Linked DNA regions of Mus musculus: region 2 is linked to region 1. Evidence: chromatin contacts called from ENCODE Hi-C or POLR2A ChIA-PET data. All regions are on one chromosome and are shown on one strand. Each heading gives the region's core, a stretch centred on a gene start or an enhancer-like site at or near the end of the contact. The rest is flanking DNA. Distances are from core to core; before and after follow the strand shown.

Evidence for each region. A loop is a pair of places that touch in the nucleus more often than their neighbours do. ChIA-PET counts read pairs that join two places held with the same protein, here RNA polymerase II (POLR2A).
Region 2: POLR2A ChIA-PET joins it to region 1 with 37 read pairs in Patski. The contact joins the promoter of Cdc42ep1 here to the promoter of Card10 in region 1. A Hi-C loop is called at or near these places in 8 of 37 maps with a recorded cell type or tissue (gastrocnemius, heart and mouse trophoblast stem cell). POLR2A ChIA-PET finds 5 or more read pairs at or near these places in 2 of 5 experiments (Patski and embryonic stem cell).

What each region holds. Positions count from the first base shown.
Region 1 is chr15:78,801,236-78,804,486 of GRCm38, forward strand. It overlaps Card10 (caspase recruitment domain family, member 10), which reads right to left and starts at 1,807. Exons shown (of 21, transcript NM_130859.2): 1 at 1,620-1,807; 2 at 1,146-1,397; 3 at 398-535. The coding sequence starts at 1,749.
Region 2 is chr15:78,841,013-78,844,263 of GRCm38, forward strand. Cdc42ep1 (CDC42 effector protein (Rho GTPase binding) 1) reads left to right here and starts at 1,635. Exons shown (of 3, transcript NM_027219.3): 1 at 1,635-1,713.

The sequences.
Region 1 (3,251 bases), core at 557-3,056:
TCTATCTATCTATCTATCTATCTATCTATTTACTCGGGGGAAGGAAAGCATCTATGCACAACTTTCAGGAGTTGGTTCTCTCCTACTGTGTGGGTCCCGGGGAGTGAACTCAGGTGGCCAGGCTTGCTTCTTTATCCACTAAGCCATCTCATTTATTCTTGAACGTTTACATGAGAAACTAGCCATACCATTCATAAAGATGATTAGAGAGAGAGAGTCATGTTAAGCACATGGACTCTGAACTCTGGGGCCCTGGGTAAACTTCTGCAGTTGGTGCCTCAGTTTCTTCATCTGTCCAATGGGTATAGTGAAAACAGACACCACCACCCCCAGTGCAGTTGGGGTAAGAAAATTCTGCTCTGGTGGCAAGGATGGGGCACCCACTGAGATTGCTCACCAAGGATCATGGAGCAGCGTTGGGCAGGTTCCTGGCCAGTGAGCAGCGTGAAGTGTTCTGGGTAGTAGAATTCCAGGGCTTCCAGGAAGGCCTCGAAGCCCCTCTTGCCCCGGCAGCGTAAAATGTCTATGAGGCGCCCTGAGGGTAAAGGTTGTGACAGGGGTCAGGATGAGGTCTTCCCCCAGTGCCCCTGCTCTCCACCCCGACAATGCTCCAGGGCCTACGTTCCCCAGATTTTTGGGCTGTGACACACACCGGGGCCTGTCCCAACACATCAGGGAGCAAAGCTCAGTCTGCCCTGGCTAGGAACACCAGACCCTCCCCAGAGCACCTGCACTGGAGCAGGTCCCCAGCAACCCCTACACACACACACACACACACACACACACACACACACACACACACACACACACACACACGTTACGCATGCCCGGGGGCATCGGATGCCTGCGTTTCCCAGGCAAAATGCTCTCATTGACTTAAGTTCCCTGATACTTTTAGTCCCTCTGACAGTCCTGGTACAAAGACGCCCAGTGGGAGAGGAGCCTCGGAGAACTGAGCCCGGATTTGAGCTCTTGAGAAAAACTGATTCTTTAAGGGATACACAAATGGGACAGAGAGAACCAGAGAGGTCAAAGAGCACAGTAAAGATCCCACAGGGGTCGCCATCGGCACCGGCAACCACATCCAGCTGTCTGCTCTGGAGCGGGCCTAGGAAGGGAGAGGAAACCCCTGGCGGCGGGCTCACCGGTACGGTTAGCGCGGCACGGGAAACGGTAGGTGCTGAGCACCTCCTCCTCGTCCTGTTCGTCCAGGACGCGGCACTGGCGCAGATACGGCGTGAGCTTGGCCGGATTCAGGGCGCGCGTCAGTCGGTGCCGGACGCCCTCGATCCGCTCCCACAGCGCGTCCTCTTCGGCCTCCGACCCCGAACCCGCCCCAGCCTCCTCGTCAGCCTCGCCCGCGTCCGCCCGGCCCTGCATGGCCGCGTCCTCCGAGCCTGCGGGCGACAAGCACGGTGGGCACGGAGCCGCGGTCACCGCACCTGGGCGTCGCCCGCGGGTCCCGGCGCTGTCGGGCTCCGTCTTCCCGGGATCCCAAGCTGCTCTGCCTGCACCCTCCCGGGTCCCCGAGAGGTCACGCCCGCGTCCTCCCGGGCGTCCCGTCGGCGTCCTTTCACGTCCCCACGCTGCTGTCCCGCCCGTGTCCTCCCCGCACTCACCACGGGCGCTGCAGCTGCCCTGAGCTCCCGGCTCTGTGCTCGGCCGACGGCTCCGGAGGCGCGACGGGGCGGTGCCTTCGGGGTCATTGGCTCCGCCCCCAGCCCGGCGGCCTCCCGGGCCACCCAACATTGCCCGCGACCCGCTGCGCTCCGGTCGTCCTCCCGGCCGCTCTGCGGGCCAGCCGCGCCTCCCCACCCCCCACCCCCGCTTCCTGTTTCCCGCCGGCTCTCCGGGCCAGTCCTGGCGGGGTCCGCACGGCCCTCCCACACCTGCCCGGCCCCCGACGGGGCGGAGCCGCCACGCGCGCGCCCACACCCCGCGCGCCACCGCCAGGGCCACTGCCGCCGCTGCTGCTCACCTTGTCCCCCACCATGAGCACAACACCAGCCTGCACCCTCTACAAGCCCGACTCCCGGTGCAGCTGGCCACCCGGAACCCTGAACGCGACAAGTGTCCGCTCCACTAGCCACACACGCCCTGAAGTCAACAGGTCACACCAACTTAGCGAGCTCTGGGCTCGGACCTCATATACAGAGCCCCATCATTCCCACTTAAACTCGCATGGTAGGTATATTCACTCTGCTGAAAGTCACATAATACATATCTGTCTTTCAGGAAATATCTGCAAAGTGTGGGACAGGGCCTCAGAAGCTAGCAGAACTTTCACACGTGTCCATGTTCTGGGATAATGGCCTTACAAGTGTTGAGCAGGACTTCGACCGGAGACAGACTACTCACGTGCCTCTCCCTCCCACAAACACCCTGTGCCTAGGCACTTGAAAGCCCCGGTCAGCTGTGAGTCTCTCTCTGTGTGTGTCTCAGCTTTGCATTCATTTGCATCCTGTTCCCAGCTAGGCCTCTTATCTGCCGGTGACCTGGACAATTGCCCCTCCACAGTCTCAGTGTTCCCGAACACGCTGCCAAGAGCTCACATCTTTCACCAAGCCCAGGACAGCCTGTGTGGGCAGCAGAGGGGAGGGGTCATGGGCACCTTTCCAAAGAAGGGAGTCAGTCCCTGCAAGTGTCCAGACTGACTGCACTTTCATTCCTGAGTCAAGTTGATGGCACACGGGGACCAGGATGCTTGCATTTCTAAATGGCCGTTCCTGCGGGGTGGGAGGGAGTGTGGTTAAAATCAATTACATTTGAAAAGGCAGCGTCAAAACTCCCTTCTGCCTTGGAGACTAATACTCCCACAATAAGGTCCTGTAGTCACATGCTAGAAGCTCTCTGGGCACTGGAAAGTGCCCTCGGGGTGGCGAGAACAGGGTTAAGAGGACACAGAGGATCTGGAAAGATGTGTAGGTCCCCAAAGCCACCCATACTTTCCGAATTAGATGCATCACTCACCCAAGGAAACAAGGTTGACCACAACCCCTGAACAGCCCCTGCAGTAAAGAAACTAGTTTACCTACATAACCTAGTTCCTTTCCCAGCCTTGAAGAACCACAGACTTTTGCTGACTTGGTTTTGTTTGGAGTATCACCAGTTCACCTGCAGAAGCAGCTCTGTAGAAAGGACTGAATTCTAATGCAAACCTATCCCTTTACAAAGGAGGAAGCAGGGGCCCAGAGAGAGCAAGAACTTGCCACACACTGGATCCGCCCTGGCCTCTCTCCCCTCCCCAGGCT
Region 2 (3,251 bases), core at 385-2,884, 40 kb after region 1:
AGGTGCGCAATAAAAGCTGAGCGATTTTTAATTGCACCTATGCACGCACATATGCACGCACAGACACCTGACCATAGTTAAATACCCAGGCCCTGCCCGGCCCAGTTCTCTCCCACAGTGTTCCATGAGTTTCTGTGCCTCTGAGTCTTTGGGACACTGTCCCCAATTTCCCTGGGTGGCCCTGGGGGGAAAGATCTGGAACTGCTGTATCTCAGTCTTCTCTGCCTGCCACTGGTGTTCTCTGGGCCTCAGTTTCTCCATCTGTCCATCTGGGAAAAAATGATCCACCCCCTGTCGGCTAGCGTGAGGGTTTAGAGTGCCAACCCTGAAGCACAGCATTCTGTGAGGGAGGAGTAAGAGCTTGTCCTGTCCTGTCCCCCTCGGTCCTTAGGGCTCCTCACCCCTGCAGGGACAGTACCGCCCAGCTCCATCCCTGCCTCTGAGCTCAAAGCCTTTGCCCACAGTCTGTCCAGTGTGAACTTCCTAGGCCCTCTGCATCTCTATTTAAAACTTAACCTGGCTTCCTGCTCCTTTAGGGAACCTTGCTCAATACCCCACTCCCAGACTACCTTAGGGACATGTACTGCCACACACAGCCCCCAGGATTCCTGTCTGTCTGTCGTCACAGAAAAATCAGAGGGTACACGGATGGAGGGGCCTAGGATCTGTCTTCTTGAGCATGGCTGGCTTTGTGCCTTCTTTGAAGTAGTGGGGGCCTCACTAAAGGTTTCTAAGGTGTGACCTCATTTACCTGTTCAGCAACTCTCTTAGTTGTTAGAGCGGAGAACAGAAGATAATGTAATATCTGATGTCTGCTTTGATAACTCCACTATAGTAGGGGTATGTGTGTGTGTGTGTGTGTGTGTGTGTGTGTGTGTGTGTGTGTTTCTGGGAACAGAACTTCCATCCTCTGGAAGAGCATAAAGCACTCTTAACTGCTGAGCCCTGTCTCCGGCCCCATGGGGAAACTGAGACACTTGAAAGGCAAGGAGGAACAAGGGCCATCCCAGCTTAAGGGTCCATGAGATTATCACAGGTTACCCTACACCCCTCTACATAGTGGTCAGCTGTAAAGGCCTCTTCCCCAGAGCAGCTAAATATTCTGCTGGCACCCGACGGGGCTTGTATTGGGTTGCCAGGAATGGGGAATGGAGAAAATGGGAAAGAGTGAATGCCCCACATTTAAAAAAAAAAGAAAGAAAGAAAGAAAGAAAGAAAGAAAGAAAGAAAGAAAGAAAGAAAGAAAGAAAGAAAGAAAAAAATTCCAGCGAGTCTTCTGGTCAGTTCCTCCCGCCCCAGCAAGGAAAGGCTGGAGGCCCAGGACAGGGCTGTCAATCCTGGACTCCCCGAGGTCATCTAAGGAGCAGTGGGCAGCAAAGAGTCCCAGTGGCCTCCTCCAGGCAGTCCGGGCTCAAGACAGAGCGAACATTCCCGAGGTCGCCCCGCCTAGGGGTGGTGGGCAGGGGCCTGGCCTGGCTTGGCATCCCTGCCGCGCCACTGCAGCGCTCGCGGCGTGGCCAGCCAGCCCGGGAGGGGGCGCGGCCGCCGCGGGCGGAGCAGGGGCGGAGGGAGCCCGCAGCCCGCCCCCGCCCCGGGATCTGGCGGCCGAGCCCGCGGCCAGGGCGGCGCAGACCGGCCCAGCGACTCTCGGGTAGCGCTGGGACGCGCCGCCGCCGCGCCCGCCCCTGGACCCCCCGGGCTCGACGACACGAGGTAATCGTGGGCGCGGGCCGGGGGAGTGCGTACAGTCCTGGGCGCGGAGGGTGCGCGGGGCCAATCCGTAGGAGGCTGGAAAGTTCAGACTTCTCGGGTGGTTTTGTCACGTTGCGGGACGGCTCAGGGCACCAAAACCGAAGGGTAACGCAGTATACTGGGACGCGAGCAGAGGTGCCCAGGGCCGTCTGCCGCGTTCCTGCGCGGGCAGCGGAAGGGAAGGGACCCCAGGGCCTCTCGGCGACGCCAGCGCGGGAGCGGGAAGCTGGGGGGTGGGGGGGACGGACGATGGGGACAGGGCACCCTGCCCCCTCCCCAGCTGCATTCCAGGCTGGAGCAGCGGATGAGGTCATCCCGTCCGGTTCCCTTCTGGCCACGGCAGCCGCTGCCCTCTGCCCGCGCCGGACGGGAGCGAGAGACTCTCCCAAAGTCTCTCTTATGAGGTTCCCAGAAGGGAATGTTTCCTGGTTGAAGTTTTTCCTGGACTTCCCATCCCAACTGATTGTGCCCTTGTCCCAACTCGCCAAGTTTGAAGGCCGTTTTTCTACACTGGGAAACTGAGGCTGAGAGAGCACAGCGGTGGAGGGGGGGACTGCCTAGCTTTAACTTGGGGTGCTGGGGCAAGAAGACGTCTTAGTCGGTAGTGTCACACACAATTTAATACCGCCACCACTTGGGAAACTGAGGCAGGACGGTCACAATTTCGAGGTCAGCCTGGGAGATATATAGCAAGACCTTTTCAACAACACACACGTCTTTCCTCCCACTTTCCAGTGGTTCCCTTCTGTCCTACCGGCTCAACGAAGTTCAGAGAAGTCTGATCTGGGACAGTGACTCTGGGCAGTTTGTCTTAGTTTCCCTGTCTTCCACCCCAAAGTGCTGGACTTTGAGGGGATGTCCCTGGAGGACTTCTAATCTCAAATGTCACAAATTGGGGAAAATAGGAAGCAACAAAATCCCGCGGTTTCAGTGTTGCTATCTATCAAAGAGCCACTGTACCCACACTTCCCCTCCGGCGCCCCCAGCAGGCTGTCCGGGAGGTGGGGCTCTGCACACCTGCCTGAGGGTGTGTCTGGGTACTCCAAGGAGCAGCGCTTCTGCTCTTCTGCTCTGCTCCCTCTCTTTCCCCACCATCGGAGTGGCTTCTCTTACCCCACTTCCTTGCCTCCACATCCACCCCGTTGGCCTCTGAGTGAGTGGAGCCGGCCAATGCCCCAAAACTTGTCCCTGTGGTCATTACTACTGAGGGAGCCCTGGCCACGTGCCCAGACCATTGCACAGTAAATATAAGAGTTCTGTGGGGGTACTAAGCCTCACTGTGGCCACTCATGCCCTGGTCCCGGATGCCGAAGTGCAGAGCCTGAGTCCCGTTCCTCTCATGCTAGCTTCTCCTTAGCTACCACCTTCTCTCAGAGGGCAAGGCCATTCTGCCAGTGTTGGTAAAATGTCAGCTCCAGGGTTCACGCTGTTTTTGTTCTGTGATCTGGGTCTCTTCCCCCAACCCCCATGTAAAATGGGAGCCGGGAACCTTTACAGGG